2 separate regions of the Mus musculus genome follow, and region 1 is linked to region 2. The links are chromatin loops, found by intact Hi-C in ENCODE. Cell type or tissue: left cerebral cortex. All regions are shown on one strand.

Evidence for each region. A loop is a pair of places that touch in the nucleus more often than their neighbours do. Peaks named below come from ENCODE experiments on the same cell type or tissue, not always from the same donor. Only the 100,000 strongest peaks of a DNase experiment are listed, where the experiment ranks them.
Region 1: it touches region 2 in a loop (5-fold over the local background); 10 of 42 quality-filtered maps call a loop at or near these places.

The regions. Positions count from the first base shown.
Region 1 is chr3:64,418,615-64,426,614 of GRCm38, reverse strand. No RefSeq gene overlaps it. Among named protein-coding and RNA genes, the nearest start is that of Vmn2r4, 13 kb to the right of the region's middle. In left cerebral cortex, no CTCF peak of the experiment used is centred here; no DNase peak of the experiment used is centred here.
Region 2 is chr3:64,552,553-64,560,552 of GRCm38, reverse strand. Vmn2r6 (vomeronasal 2, receptor 6) reads left to right here and starts at 735. Exons shown (of 5, transcript NM_001104619.1): 1 at 735-1,010; 2 at 3,676-4,545. The coding sequence starts at 744. In left cerebral cortex, no CTCF peak of the experiment used is centred here; no DNase peak of the experiment used is centred here.

The DNA.
Region 1 (8,000 bases), 130 kb after region 2:
TCAACTCTGGACATACCTGTAAGAGATATTTTTTACTGCTTTTATTGAGATAAGAAGTTTTATCCACCAGAGATGGTAGCATTTTCTGATGGGGAATCTCAGACTGTATGAAATGGGACAAGTATGATAAAAACCAGCATCACTTTATAGACTCCTACATTACAATCTGATTTCAAGTGCATTTCTGGCTCCTCATTGCTAATGCCTTTCAGTCCGTACATATGTAATCACCAAGCATGCCCCCACAGGAGATGCCTTGAAACTCAAGAAGAAGGAAGACCAGAGTATCTTCCTTACTTCTTCATTCCTTCTTAGAATGGGGAACAAAATACCCATGGAAGGAGTTATAGAGACAAAGTTCAGAGCTGAGATGGAAGGAAGGATCATGCAGAGACTGCCCCACCTGGGGATCCATACCTTAATCAACCACCATATGCAGACACTGTTGCATATGTCAACGAGATTTTGCTGAAGGGACCCTGATATAGCTGTCTCTTGTGAGGCTATGCCAGTGCCTGGCAGATACAGAAGTGGATGCTCACAGTCATCTATTGGATGGAATACAGGGCCCCCAATGGAGGAGCTAGAGAAAGTACCCAAGGAGGTGGAGGGGTTTGTTTCCCTATAGAGGAACATCAGTATGAACTAACCAGTACCCCCTGAGCTCATTTCTCTAGCTGCATATGTAGCAGAAGATGGCCAAACTGGCCATCATTGGTAGGAGAGGCCCTTGGTCTTCCAAATATTATATGCTTCAATACAAGGAAATGCAAGGGCCAGGAAGCTGGAGTAGGTGGGCTGGAGAGCAGGGCGGGCAGAGGGTATAAGGGACTTTTGAGATAGCATCTGAATTGTAAATGAAGAAAATATCTAATAAAAATTTGTTTAAAAAAAGAGATATGAATGTTCTCTATTTTCTGGTGTCAGCAGTACCTGCTGTACTTGGTAGAATTCCCTGCTGAACTTCTTAATCCTGGAGATTTCCTATCCTTCTGCCTGTGGTGAGGAAATCATCAGATCTTATTTAATCTGTTTGAACAATTCCAGAAGCTTTTTCAAGGTACAACATATATCCAATATGTCCTTGCTTCTGTAATTTAGCTATTCAGATTACAACTGAATAGATACTTATTTATAGAGACCACACACACACAAACCCATATACAAATACAAACAGAGACACACATAAACACACACACACAGAGATACACACACTTGGATTTGGTTATCATATTTTATGCCATTAATGTAGGAGGCATGTCAAATGTGCAATGAAAATATTAATCTTTTTATGGGATATTTTATTCATTTATATTTCACATGTAATTTCCTTTCCAAGTTTCTCCACTGGAAAACTCCTATCCCATTCCCCCTCTTCCTGCTTCTATGAGGGTGCTCTCCCATCCACACACCTGCACCTGTCATTCCCCTCCACTGGGGCATCAAGCATTCCTAGGACCAAGGGTCTCTTTCCTTACTGATGTTTGAAAAGACCATTCTCTGCTACATATGCTGCTGGAGCCATGGATCCTCCATGTGTACTCTTTGGTTGGTGTTCCCTCTCCCGCTGGGAGCACTGGGAGGTCTGGTTGGTTATATTGATTTTCTTCCTATGGGTTGCAAACCCCTTCAGCTCCTTCAGTCCTTAAGTCCTCCATTGGGGACCATGTCTCAGTCCAATGGTTGACTATAAGCCTCCACCTCTGTATTTGTTACGGAACCAGGCTCTTCCACAGTATTCAACAAAGTAAACCTTAAGCCCAAAATCAGTTACTCTGGGTTACAGGTTCTTTCAGAATTTGGTTCAATTATTCTAAACATAATTAACACTTCTGAGGTCTTCAAGCATCCTCACATTAATCTTCCCCAGTTTCTACACTGTTGGGACACCTGTTTGAACATAAATCAGTATTATGGAACAGTGATTTCATTATTAATTTGTCTGCTTTTCAAATTAAAAAAAAAATGAAAACGAGTCCCTAAACCCAGGTATAACCTTTCAAAAGATACATTTGATTGGTCCATATTATCCCTTAGACAATACTACTTGTGCTGAAAACTTTCTCACTTCTGATTGGCACTAACTTTGGACCAGGAGCAACTTGGACCTCTTATTCAAATAAAGTCAAAGAATACTCTTAAGTCTCTAGTGCCCAAATCTCTACACATAGTATCAAGAAGGATCACAGAGTTATTCACAAACTACTTCTGAGAAAAATCTAGGCAGAAAATCTACAAAACAAAACAGGTCCCATGAGAGGTGAAGCTAGATTATAAATACAGAAATTGACAGACAGCATTAATCCTATCTAGAAGAATGGTTAATAGATTGTCTTTTAGTCTTGGCTCTCAGGGAAAAGTGGAAGTTTAGCATCAAAGACAAAGAAGAGGAAGAAGTGATGTCACTCCAGCAAATGAAAGATTAAGTGGAGCAACTTGGCAAGCTGGTGAGGAGCGCAGCCCCCTAAAGGGAGCCAGCTCCTGACTCTCTTTGTTTTTTGGCAAGCTGCTCATCCTTCCATGCTTAAGTAGCCTCCTTTCTGACATAGCAATAGTAATATTTTCTAGCTCTTGCCACAGCTGAAATGAGATATTGACTGTATTTTGCATCAAGTGATACTGTCTACAAGAAAACCCTCAATAAGTATCTTTAAAACACATTAAAATTTATTTTTTAAAAATTAAAGTTAAAGCTATTCAAAATTGTGGGACATGAAAAGAAGAGCAATAAATAACCCACTAGGCTCCCCCCAAAAAAGGGTCCAATTCAGGCTCCACCAAGCAAGATTATAAGGTTTGTATCCATACACTCAGGGAAATGTCTTGGAATAAGTGAATACTCAGCTATTGCACACAGAGACATATGTGCATAAACACACACACACACACACACACACACACACATACATACACACACACATACACACACACAGAAAGAGAAGGGAGAGGGAGAAGGAGAGGGAGAGGGGGGAGACAGAGAAAGAGAGAGGGAGGGAGAGAGAGAGAGGGACAGGGGAGAGAGCTATGAAAACTGAAACATAAGTATATTGCTAGAAGGGACAAACACTTATATTCAGCTGATTATTGAGAAAAGGTAGTTCTGTACTTTCACTTTTATCCCCTTCCTGGCTTCATTTGCTATCCCAAAAGTTCCCATACCCTCCCTCCCCCAATCCCCTACCCACCCATTCCCACTTCTTGGCCCTGGCATTCCTCTGTTCTGAGGCATATAAAGATTGCAAGAACAATGGGCCTCTCTTTCCAGTGATGGCCAACTAGGGCATCTTCTGATACATATGTAGCTAGAGACACAATCTCTGGGGGATACTGGTTAGTTCATAAAGTTGTTCCACCTGTAGGGTTGCAGACCCCTTTAGCTCCTTGGGTACTTTCTCTAGCTCATCCATTGGGGGCCCTGTGATCCATCCAATAGCTGACTGTGAGCATCCACTTCTGTGTTTGCTAGGCCCGGGCATAGCCTCACATACACTAGCAAGATTTTGCTGAAAGGACCCTGATATAGCTGTCTCCTGTAAGGCTATGAAGAGGCAGTGTTTTTAAGTCCAGTCTGAGCTGCAGAATGAGTTTCAGGACGGTCATGGCTACACAGAGAAACCCTGTGTCAAAAGACTAAACCAAACCAAACCAAACCAAACCAAACCAAACCAAAACAAACCAAAACAAACCAAAACAAACCAAAGAAACAGTAAGAAAAGAGTTTGATCAGAAATGATTTCTTGGAGACATTTATAATTATCCCTACTTTAGAATTTCCAGGTTATTTCAGACCTATACACACATTTTATTTTATTTGCCATTCATCACTGTTTACCACTATGAAAACCTTTCTATTTACTTTCTATCTACTTATTCTGTTATTGGTCTGAAAACCATAAGTGTAACTTGGCTCCACAGAATTACAGCCAGAGGGCTAGCTGAGCTGCTTACTAGAAGCTTGAGGAGTCACTTCTTTGGTTTAACTTAGTGGCTGGAGAGACCACCCCAACACAGTCCTGCTCATTTTGGTTATATCCTGTGAAGCAGCCCTCGCTGTTACTCTCTGTAAAGACACCTGTGAAGTTATCAATGTGCACTCAAAAATGATCAACACATTGTTTCTCTGGTATCTTCCATCCCCACTGACTCTTACAAATTGGGGGCCTCATTTTCCACATACTTTCCATATCACTAAGGGGAGGAATTTCATGAAAACCTTTCACGTAGGTCTGTGTGTTCCAAAGTCTCTCACTCTCTGCACATTTTCAAGTTGTGAGTCACTATCTGACTTTCCATGAGCTTTCAGGGGGAATCTTCTGAGTCAGACATTGATCTATGGGTAGAGCAGAGTCTCATTAGAAATCATTTTACACCTACTTTCCTTTAGCAGAATGGTTGATCTTCCCTTATCTACTCTCAGGTTCTTGACTACCCAAGCAGTGTCAGGATTGATTTTCCCCTCATAGAATTGACCCTAAATATCACTATAGAGTACTTGCTTACTCTCAAAATGTTTGTGCCACTGTTATACTACAATATCATGCAGGCAGGTCACCATTGTAGATAGAAGTGTTTGTAACTGGATTGCTGTCTATACCTTTCCCCTGCTTGGTGTGCAGAGTACCTTCTAGTACCAGTAAGAGTAAAGTTTCCAGTTAGGCACCATCTTGATATTTAATACTCAATGCTATATGTATGACCTACTGGACTTTCAGCTTTGGAGTGGGTACTGAATTTTCCGGCAAAGAATGACTTTGGTATTGGCATTTGAAACACAGAAACAGTACTGGGCTATAAGAGGAGGTAAGGGTGTCTGCAGGAAGGAGGAAAGATGGAGCCACTGTAAGATTAAAGGATTCATTTAGTCCATAATATACTGTTGTACTGTTCTAGTTTGTTTTTTTACTGCAGTAGTAAACACAATGACAAAGGGCAAATGAAAGAAAAGGGTTTGTCTTACATGTTAAAAGTTGTCACTGACAACCCTATAGGAGGAACAACGATATGAACTAACCAGTATCCCTCAGAGCTGTGTCTCTAGTTGCATATGTACCAGAGGATGGCCTAGTCACCATCAATGGGAGGAGAGGCCCTTGGTATTGAGAAGATCATGTGCCCCAGCACAGGAGAATGCCAGGGCCAGGAAGTGGGAGTGGGTGGGTTGGGGAGCAGGGTGGGGGGAGGGTATAGGGAGCTATGTGGATACCATTTGAAATGTAAATGAATAAAATATGTAATAAAAAAAGAAGTTGTCACTGAGATAAGCCAGTGTATCAATATGAAGATACAGAATAAATCACAGACCAGGCAGGAATGCCCCTTACTGGCTTGCTCTCACTGAATTGCTCAGCTACCTATGTTAACCATCTCATACCCACTTGCATAAGGATGGCATCTTCTATGGTGGGGTGAGTTCTCCTATATCAATTAACCAGCAAGATGTGGCCAAATACAATCTGATGAAGGCAATTCTTTGATTGTTATTTCCTCCTCCCAGCTGCCAATAGTTTGTGTCAAGTTCTTAGAAATTATGCAGGATACACCCTGTCTATGGTGGCCATCATTCTTTTAATATAAGTATTCCTCATAATGAAGCTCCTGCCTTGCTTTTAAAAGGAAGCAAAGGTCTCTTTCCCTGTAAAACCACATAATAATGGCACAAGCATGATATTATCCCTATGTACTATTCTTTCCCCTCAAGGGGTGATTTGGCTCCCAAGGATGCAAGATCCTCTGTCCTAAGGAAGTGCATTGCAAAAGGGTAGATTCAGGTTATCCATATTTCCAAAGAAAACAATGGCATACCCTTTTTTCTAGCAATGTCAACCCAGGCATGTAGTCATTTTCCACTGCCAAATAAAATGAAAATCTGCTTCCAATAAGAAGTATCATGGGGCAACGAAAACTCTGAAAGAACATTGTTGTACACAACATGGAATGACATAGACCATGAGATAACCTGACCTCAACATCTTCCTTAATAAAAAGAACACCTAGGAAATGTGAAACTAAGTGTATTGTTGATTTCCCTATTGATTCAGAGAGTTCTCCTTAGGAAACAAGGTAATGATTACTATGTCCATGCGTGTACTGTCATGGTACAAGAATTACCTGGTGTTGCATCATTAACTGAGATTCAAACTGGTCAAAAACCTGAACAACTATTCTGGGAAATGTGATGTGCATGGAATGTCTGATAAGCTGTGGCTGACCAAAGTCTGTGGTCCAGTATGAGTTCACCATGGCAGATATGATGCTCTGTCTTCTCAGAATTCCCAATATCAATCATCATCAGGATACATGGGTCATGAGCCTTTTTTTTCCTGTTGTCTGACTTCCATGTCATAGGTTTTTTTATTATTATTATTTTTAATTAGGTATTTTCTTCATTTACATTTCCAATGCTATCCCAAAAGTCCCCCAAACCCTTTCCCCCTCCCATCCCCCCTCCCACTTCTTGGCCCTGGTGTTCCCCTGTACTGAGGCATATAAAGTTTGCAAGAACAATGGGCCTCTCTTTCCACTGATGGCCAACTAGGTCATCTGATACATACACAGCTAGAGACATGAGCTCCAGGGGGTACTGGTTAGTTCATATTGTTGTTCCATCTATAGGGTTGCAGACCCCTTTAGCTCCTTGGGTACTTTCTCTAGCTCCTCCATTGGGGCCCTGTGATCCATCCAATAGCTGACTGTGAGCATCCACTTCTGTGTTTGCTAGGCCCCGGCATAGCCTCGAAAGAGACAGCTATATCAGGGTCCTTTCAGCAAAGTATTGCTAGTGTGTGCAATGGTGTCAGTGTTTGGAGGCTGATTATGGGATAGATCCCCGGATATGGCAGGCAGTCTCTAGATGGTCCATCCTTTTGTCTCAGCTCCAATCTTTGTTTCTGTAAATCCTTCCATGGGTGTTTTGTTCCCAATTCTAAGAAGGAGCAAAGTGTCCACACTTTCCTCTTCATTCTTCTTGAGTTTCATGTGTTTTGGTAATTGAATCTTGTATCTTGGGTATTCTAAGTTTCTGGGCTAATATCCACTGATCAGTGAGTACATATCATGTGAGTTCTTTTGTGATTGGGTTACCTCACTCAGGATGATGCCCTATAGGTCCATTCATTTGCCTAGGAATTTCATAAATTCATTCTTTTTAATAGCTGAGTAGTACTCCATTGTGTAAATGTACCACATTTTCTGTATCCATTCCTCTGTTGAAAAATCATAACTCAAAACATCCAGGAAATCCAGGACACAATGAAAAGTCCAAAACTATGGTCATGAGCTTTTTTGTAAATTCATACAAACTTTAAATACTCTTTGCCTGTGTTGAGGAAAGTCTCCTTTCTTACTGGCAAAGACAAGTCTGGACAGAATATCTTCCTATTATTAGAGGACAGACTGATTATTGCCAGTGTTCTTACATATTTGCAAGGATGAAACAGAACAAGGGACAATGGAGGAGCATATAGTCACATTTCAGACCTAGGAGTGTTCACATGCAATTAAACACCATGGTTACTTCTATCAACATCCATATGGCATTGAAAAAATTTAGTTTTTAGCTTAACTGAGGTATAGCAAAGTTATTTGCAGAGCTTGCTTCCCCTATCTCCTCCTGTCTCCTGCTGCTTAAAGAATTTTCCCTTTCCCTGCCAGTGTAAACAAATTCAAGACCACCTGGCCACTTCCTTATCTGCAGGGACAGAGTAGTGGTGATAGAGACCACAGCTGTCAGAAATGACCTTCCTTGAGAAGACTTTCCTACCCCTTCTCAGTCTAAATTCTGAGGAAAACTACAAACTGCTTCGACCTTGCTAATTGCTGACAAAGTTTTCTGCCAAATTAAAGTTATACTGTTGCTTTATTAGCCAATAATAAAATAGATGTGTGAGCCCCTCCAAAAAAGTATAAATTTGTTGTATTTTAGACAATTGGTGTAGACTCCCTGCAAGGCTGAGCAACCCCACTTGCACTGGAATCAAAACCTCTTGTTATTACAGTGATCT
Region 2 (8,000 bases):
AATAAGCAGAAGAAATAAAACCACACTTCAATGAGGCTAACTACATCTAAGAAGTAATTTCATACCAGTAAAACAAAAAGAAGAAACACACACACACACACACACACACACACACACACACACACAGAGAGAGAGAGAGAGAGAGAGAGAGAGAGAGAGAGAGAGAGAGAGAGAGAGGAGAGAGAGAGAGAGAGATATTATGTCAACACCAACATAAAAATAGCAGGAATTTCCCATCATTGGTCATTAATATCTCTACACACCTCAACAACAAAGATAGATATTACCTCAGAATAAATGGGCTGAAAAAGGTCTCACAGGTAATCAGAGACAAGAAACAAGCTGGAGTAAGCCATCCTATCTTACTTTTAAAAAATACTGCAGTATTTATTTAGAAGATGTATATTGTCATCAGTATGAACTTGGAAATTAACTAACAAGATGATAAGCAATGTTCAGGTGCAGTTTCTTCTGTTTTCTGCTTTTCCTTAATTGTGTTTCCTCACTGGCTCTTTCTTTAAATTACTGATCTTTTCTATACTTGAATGATTTTCTACTTCTAGTGTCTTTCTCTAGTTGTAATAACTTCCCACACTACCTGTCTGTCTGCTGTGCTCTCCCCAGCTCTCTATCATTCTTCAAGCATTTGTGTAGCAGTTACAGTCTAGGATACATGGTCTTGGAATTTCTTTGCTCATCCATCTGTTCTCAACCCAAGGTTTAATTTCCGGGGTTTCCGCTGGATGAAAACCATGATCCACACCATCAAGGAGATTAATGAGAGGAAGGATATTTTGCCCAATCACACTCTGGGCTACCAGATCTTTGACAACTGTTTCTCCACCACCAAAGCAATGGAGTCATCTTCAGTGTTTCTAACAGGGCAGGACGAATACAAATCTAACTGGAGAAACAGCACTGGAAAATTTCTAGTTGGAATTATTGGAGCAGGAGGATCAACTATGTCAGCTGCTGTTTCAAGAATTGTAGGGATTCATAATGTCCCTCAGGTATCTTGGAAAAGTGTACTATGTGCTAAGAAAGAAATACAAACACTGTGCCATGATGGGTAGCACATGCCTTTAATTCCAGAACTTGGGAGGCATAGGCAGGTGAATCTCTATGCACTCAAAGACAGCCTATTCAACAAAGTGAGTGCCAAGACAGTAAGGGCTGTTGCAAAAGAAAATTCTTTCTCAAAAAGACCAGAAAGAAAAGAAAGAGAGAAATATGAGGAACATGTAGACATTATCTATGAGGTATAGAGATGCTGCACTAAGCTACAGAGAGACGATAGAATGGGTTCCAGTTCTTAAAGTTACTCAGTTCAACCCAGCCCTGGCAATGTGAATATCGCTCCTTATTAAGAAGGCACTTGATATTGCTCAAACTGCTGGAGAATCATCTTTTCATTGACTAACATGGTCAATGGGCCCCGAGCACTGTGTGGGGCAGGATGGAGTTTATCTATAAATACTCGGTAGCTGATTGGTGGCTGTAATAAGGCACAGGTTTTGCTTTGAGTCTTGTTGATCTTTGAGAATCATAAGCACAATCATCATACTGACATTCTAAAATGAGATTGAGATTTCCCATTAGCTAACTTAATAAGTTATTTTAAACCCAGAGAGATCGACATATGTAAATATAAGAATATGTAATTGAAAAACATTAATTATTAGGAAAATAAAAAGTTCTAGAATTATTTCAAAGCCTGTGTCAGTAAAGTGTCAGGATGTATTGATGTGAATGAGAGCAAGATTATTGGTGATTCTGAAATAATGGCAGTTTTTCATTCACCTTTCCTCCATCCATCCTATATCCTGTATTTCCTCCTCTTATCTTTTCTTTCCTGTTTCTTCTCTCTCTCTCCCTTCCTTCCTTCCTTCCTTCCTTCCTTCCTTCCTTCCTTCCTTCCTTCCTTTCTCTTTCTTTCTTTCTTTCTTTCTTTCTTTCTTTCTTTCTCTCTCTCTCTTTCTCTCTCTCCCTCCCTCCCTCCCTCCCTCCCTCCCTCCTTCCCTCCCTTCCTCCCTCCCTCCCTCCCCCTCTCTCTCTTTCTTTCTTTCTTTCTTTCTTTCTTTCTTTCTTTCTTTCTTTCTTTCTTTCTTTCTCTCTTTCCTTCTTACTTTCTTTCCTTCTTTCTCTTTGTTTCCTCATCCTTCCAGTCCTTCCTCCCTATCATCCTAAATTCCTTTCTTTCCTTTTCTTTGTTGCTACTCCAGATAAAATCCAGGTACTGGTTTGTGGTAGACAAATTCTCCATTAATTACCCACAATGCCAATCAAATACAGTATTTAATTTAGAGAGCTCAAAATGTGAGTTGGAAGAATAGGGAAATAAGGTGGAAAAGAATGAAAGGAAAGGTGAGTGACTTTGCATATATCTTAGGTATATATGGGCTTCATGTGGTTTATCCAAACTGCAGATGCTATGAGCTCTGTTTTTCTTAAACTCTTATGAATTCAAAAATAGAATAGAAACCTTCAGATATATTTCTTCATAAGCCTTTTAGTCACTCTAGAAAAAAGAATGAACTAAAATTTCAGTTTAACATACTGATATTTAGAAATTAAAAAGTATAGGTATCATGATGTTAATTTTCTTGTGGAAGAAACAAAGATGGAGGAGGTCCAAGTAACAAAATTTTATATGATAAATAATTCACTAGACCTCAGAAACCTGATATCACTCCTTCTCAAGAGGTTTATTTCAACAAAATAGCTTCAGTGAATCTGTTGTCTGTATGGTTAGACAGGAAAATAAATATTAGAAGGTGCAATAAGAGAATAAAAATGACATGGAAAAACAGAAGACAGGAATAATAAACAAAGGAATCAACTGGATATTTGGAGTTATAGTACATCACATTGGAAGTGATATCTTAAGCGCATGAGACTGAATTGAAGAGAAGGTAAAATATTTAGGGTATATGTTAGCACTTACAGGGTATGTTACATCAAAGATACATGAAGGAGTGTCAGGGGTATGTGCTCACCTGCTCTTCATGCTTAGGTCTCCCTAAATGCCAAGAGCAAATGAGGTCGGCTGATGAAGTAAGGAAGGCATCTTTTTCATTTATATAACCATGTACCTTAAAAAGAGAGAGTTTCTGGTAACTTTGTAGGACAAGAGTGTTTACTCTTCTGATTAAAGAACTCCATTCTTTCATGTCGCTCAAGAAAAGATTTGGGACCTACATACTCAGGACTCCTGACAGCAGGAAATGATAAGAGAGAAGCAAGAGCATAACACAATTAAGATATCAGAGGTTAGACAGAGAGAACACACAGGAGATAAAGTCGTGTGACAGCAGATTGAGACTTAGTCTCAACAAATCATCTCTGTACAGCAGATGCTACACCTGAGGAAGAAACTGAATATTCTGACACAGGGGAGTGAAAAATGTCAAAGATGCTGGAGGAAAATGCAAGGGACATTCCTGAAACTGCTGTGGTTCCACCCATAAAACTAGTGATAGAGCAACCAAAGAGTTGTCAAAATTGTCCCCATCTACACCCAGAAAGTAGAAGATTAAACAGGAAGTCACTGTCTACAGTAGGATGTGAGGGCAAAGGGATCCCTGTTCACCTCCTTCTCAAATATTCACAAACTGTCATTTTCATTTTAAATTTTGGCTACAGCTTTCTAGTAACTATAAATATTTTAAATTCCAGGTGGGATATGCTTCTTCCTCCTCAATTTTTAGTAATGATATTCAATTTCCATACATTCTACGCACAATACCCAGTGATAAATTCCAGTCTGAGGCCATCGTGAATTTAATTAGACACTTTGGTTGGGTCTGGGTAGGTGCTATTGCATCTGATGATGATTATGGAAAATATGGAGTGAGATTCTTTAGGGAAGAAATGGAGAGGGCCAACCTTTGTGTTGCTTTCTCTGAAACCATTCCAAAAGTCTACTCCAATGAGAAAATGAAAATAGCTGTTGATGCAGTAAAGAGTTCCACTGCCAAAGTCATTGTGCTTTATGCAACTGACATTGACCTCTGCCCCTTTGTGCTGGAAGTGATTCATCATAACATAACTGACAGGACATGGATAGCCACCGAAGCCTGGATTACCTCAGCTCTCATTGCAAAGCCTGAGTATTTCCCCTATTTTGGTGGAACTATTGGATTTGCAGTACCAAGAAGTGTTATACCAGGACTAAAAGAATTCCTTTATGATGTACACCCTAGCAAGGATCCAAATGATGTCTTGACCATTGAATTCTGGCAAACTGCTTTTAACTGTACCTGGCCCAACAGCACTGTGCCATACAATGTGGACCACCGAGTGAATATGACTGGTAAAGAAGACAGACTGTATGACATGTCTGATCAGCTCTGCACTGGAGAGGAGAAGCTGCAAGATCTGAAAAGTACCTATCTGGATACATCACAGCTAAGAATCACAAACAATGTCAGACAAGCTGTGTATCTTTTGGCTCATGCGATAGATCGTTTTAGCCAAGCTGACATAAGAGAAGAATATAGGGAAAGTGCAGTACTTGAAAATAAACCTGACTTTGAGTCTGGAAAGGTATGTTATTTGACCATATGATTTAGTATAATATAAAATCAAGTGTTTACACCTATGTTCATACCTCTGAAACTGCTAATTTGCTTCCATGTGATTGTATATCATCAAAACATGTCTGGGTGACTTGATTATTTATTTTCAATCGTCATTTCTTACTAGGTTGCTAGGTTTGTTGTCAGTGATAACAAACCTATCTCCCATAAAAATTATTAACGCACTTTACAAAATATACTGTTATTCTTCACAGCAATGACATATATTGTGTCTAGGAGTAAAGCATGAGATATTGCCTCTGGTTTCCTCCTTTGGTATGTTCCCCATATACAATAATACAACTCCAAATCTAATATCACTAAATGGATTCCAAAACATCAGCTTCATGTTAGGCTAGGATATTTATGGCCCTTCAGGTAATGATGATTCCTGAATATTATATACAATTTTCCTTACACTCCATGTCTTTTGTCTTATCTATTTAAATGAAAGAATAGAAAATGAGGTCTTCATATAATATAGCAAGAGGCACTCAAAAGGCTGGATGTCAGGGAATAAAGATTATAGCTGGTATCTAGGACAGTCATGTCTACTGTGCCTGTCCTTCATCATCTGTCAAATGATTCAAGTTGGCAAAAGGTGAGAAGTCTTGAAACATATGCTCATCCATTCAATTTCTGCTTGTTTTTGTCCATCCTTCCAATTTACAAAAGATAAAGAATTTGATCATCAATACTTTGGTCTTGTCATACCCACAGGAGGTCCACTTAACATCACTAATTTGTTACTTCTTCATTGCCTGATCAATATCCCTTTATTTTTATATAACACCCTGTCAATTTACCAGAGGCCACATTGGGTGGGACCATTGCATTTCCAATTAACTTTCCTTTTCAGGTAGGCCCACACTGCACTCAGCTTTGGATGTTCTTAGTCCCCCAAGTAACACACTTCATTATGTGATTCTAAATAGCTACTGAATGTATCAATATAGAGTATTATTTTTTAAGGAAACCAAAGCAATACCCCATATTTACTTATGTTTTGAGATTATCCTACCAATAGACAAGACTAGAAAAGCTTTGAAATTTTGTTATTTACTTGATCATTTCTAAATTACACTGCCTTTTTTGCCTTCTCCTTATTTTACATTTCCTGTTCCTTCTCTTCTTCATACTCCTCCTGAGACAAGTCTACACTGTAAACCATACATCAGTCTATGAGATTAGGAACATGCCCAATACCTACGTGGCATTTCAAAACTCTTGAGAATTATATGATGTTGGAAAAATGTGTAGTACCATCCAATACTTTCAATCAACTAAAATGGTATGAAGGCTGATCAATTGAAGGGTCAAACTGTAGAAGTCTTTGACCATTTATTTGCTTGACTATTGACAAGGAGTAGGTAGAACATTTAATGGACTCAGCATGTGTTAAAATTTCATGATTTTTGACATATTTCATGGGAATTGAGAATAGACTGGAAAAGAGTCAGAAGAAAACTAGAGGCCAGGTAAAATAAAGTATTAAGTGGTAACTAAAAAACTTACTTTTTAAAAATTTTTATTAGGTATTTTCCTCATTTACATTTCAAATGCTATCCCAAAAGTCCCCCATACCCTCCCCCAAATCCCCTACCCACCCACTCCCAATTTTTGGCCCTGGCATTCCCCTGTACTGGGGCATATAAAGTTTGCAAGTCCAATGAGCCTCTCTTTCCATTGAGGGCCATCTTTTGATACATATGCAGCTAGAGTCAAGAGCTCAGGGGAACTGGTTAGTTCATAATGTTGTTCCACCTATAGGGTTGCATATGCCTTTAGCTCCTTGGGTACTTTCTCTAGCTCCTCCATTGGGGGCCCTATGATTAATCCAATAGCTGACTGTGAGTATCCACTTCTGTGTTTGCTAGGCCCTGGTATAGTCTCACAAGAGACAGCTCTATCTGGGCACTTTCAGCAAAATCTTGCTAGTGTGTGCAATGGTGTCAGCGTTTGGAAGCTGATTATGGGATGGATCCCAGGATATGGCAGTCTCTAGATTAGATGGTCCACCCTTTCGTCTCAGCTCCAAACTTTGTAACTCCTTCCATGGGTGTTTTGTTCCCAATTCTAAGAAGTGGCAAAGTGTCCACACTTTGGTCTTTGTTTTTCTTGAGTTTCATGCGTTTAGCAAATTGTATTTTATATCTTGGGTATCCTAAGTTTCTGGGCTAATATCCACTTATCAGTGAGTACATATTGTGTGAGTTCCTTTGTGATTGGGTTACCTCACTCAGGATGATGCCCTCCAGGTCCATCCATTTGGCTAGGAATTTCATAAATTCATTCTTTTTAATAGCTGAGTAGTACTCCATTGTGTAGATGTACCACATTTTCTGTATCCATTCCTCTGTTGAGAGGCTTCTGGGTTCTTTCCAGCTTCTGGCTATTATAGATAAGGCTGCCATGAACATAGTGGAGCATGTGTCCTTCTTACCGGTTGAGACCTCTTCTGGATATATGCCCAGGAGAGGTAATGCGGGATCCTCCGGTAGTACTATGTCCAATTATCTGAGGAACTGCCAGACTGATTTCCAGAGTGGTTGTACAAGCTTGCAATCCCACCAACAATGAAAGAGTGTTCCTCTTTCTCCACATCCTTGCCAGCATCTACTTTCACTTGAATTTTTGATCTTAGCCATTCTGACTGGTGTGAGGTGGAATCTCAGGGTTGTTTTGAGTTGCATTTCCCTGGTGATTAAGGATGTTGAACATTTTTTCAGGTGCTTCTCTGCCATTCGTTATTCCTCAGGTAAGAATTCTTTGTTCAGCTCTGAGCCCCATTTTTTAGTGTTGTTACTTGATTTTCTGGAGCCCACTATCTTGAGTTCTTTATATATATTGGATATTAGTCCCCTATCTGATTTAGGATAGGTAAAGATCTTTTCCCAATCTGTTGGTGGTCTTTTTGTCTTGTTGACGGTGTCTTTTGCCTTGCAGAAGCTTTGCAGCTTTATGAGGTCCCATTTATCGATTCTCTATCCTACTGCACAAGCCATTGCTGTTCTATTGAGGAACTTTTCCCTTGTACCCATATCTTTGAGGCTTTTCCCTACACTCTCCTCTATAAGTTTCAGTGTCTCTGGTTTTAAGTGGAGTTCCTTAATCCACTTAGATTTGACCTTAGTACAAGGAGATAGGAATGGATCAATTCGCATTCTTCTACATGATAACCGCCAGTTGTGCCAGCACCATTTATTGAAAATGCTGTCTTTTTTCCACTGGATGGTTTTAGCTCCCTTGTCAAAGATCAAACAACCATAGGTGTGTGGGTTCACTTCTGGGCCTTCAATTCGGTTCCATTTGTCTACTTGTCTGTCGCTATACCAGTACCATGCAGTTTTTATCACAATTGCTCTGTAGTACAGATTTAGGTCAGACATGGAGTTTCCACCAGAGTTTCTTTTATCCTTGAGA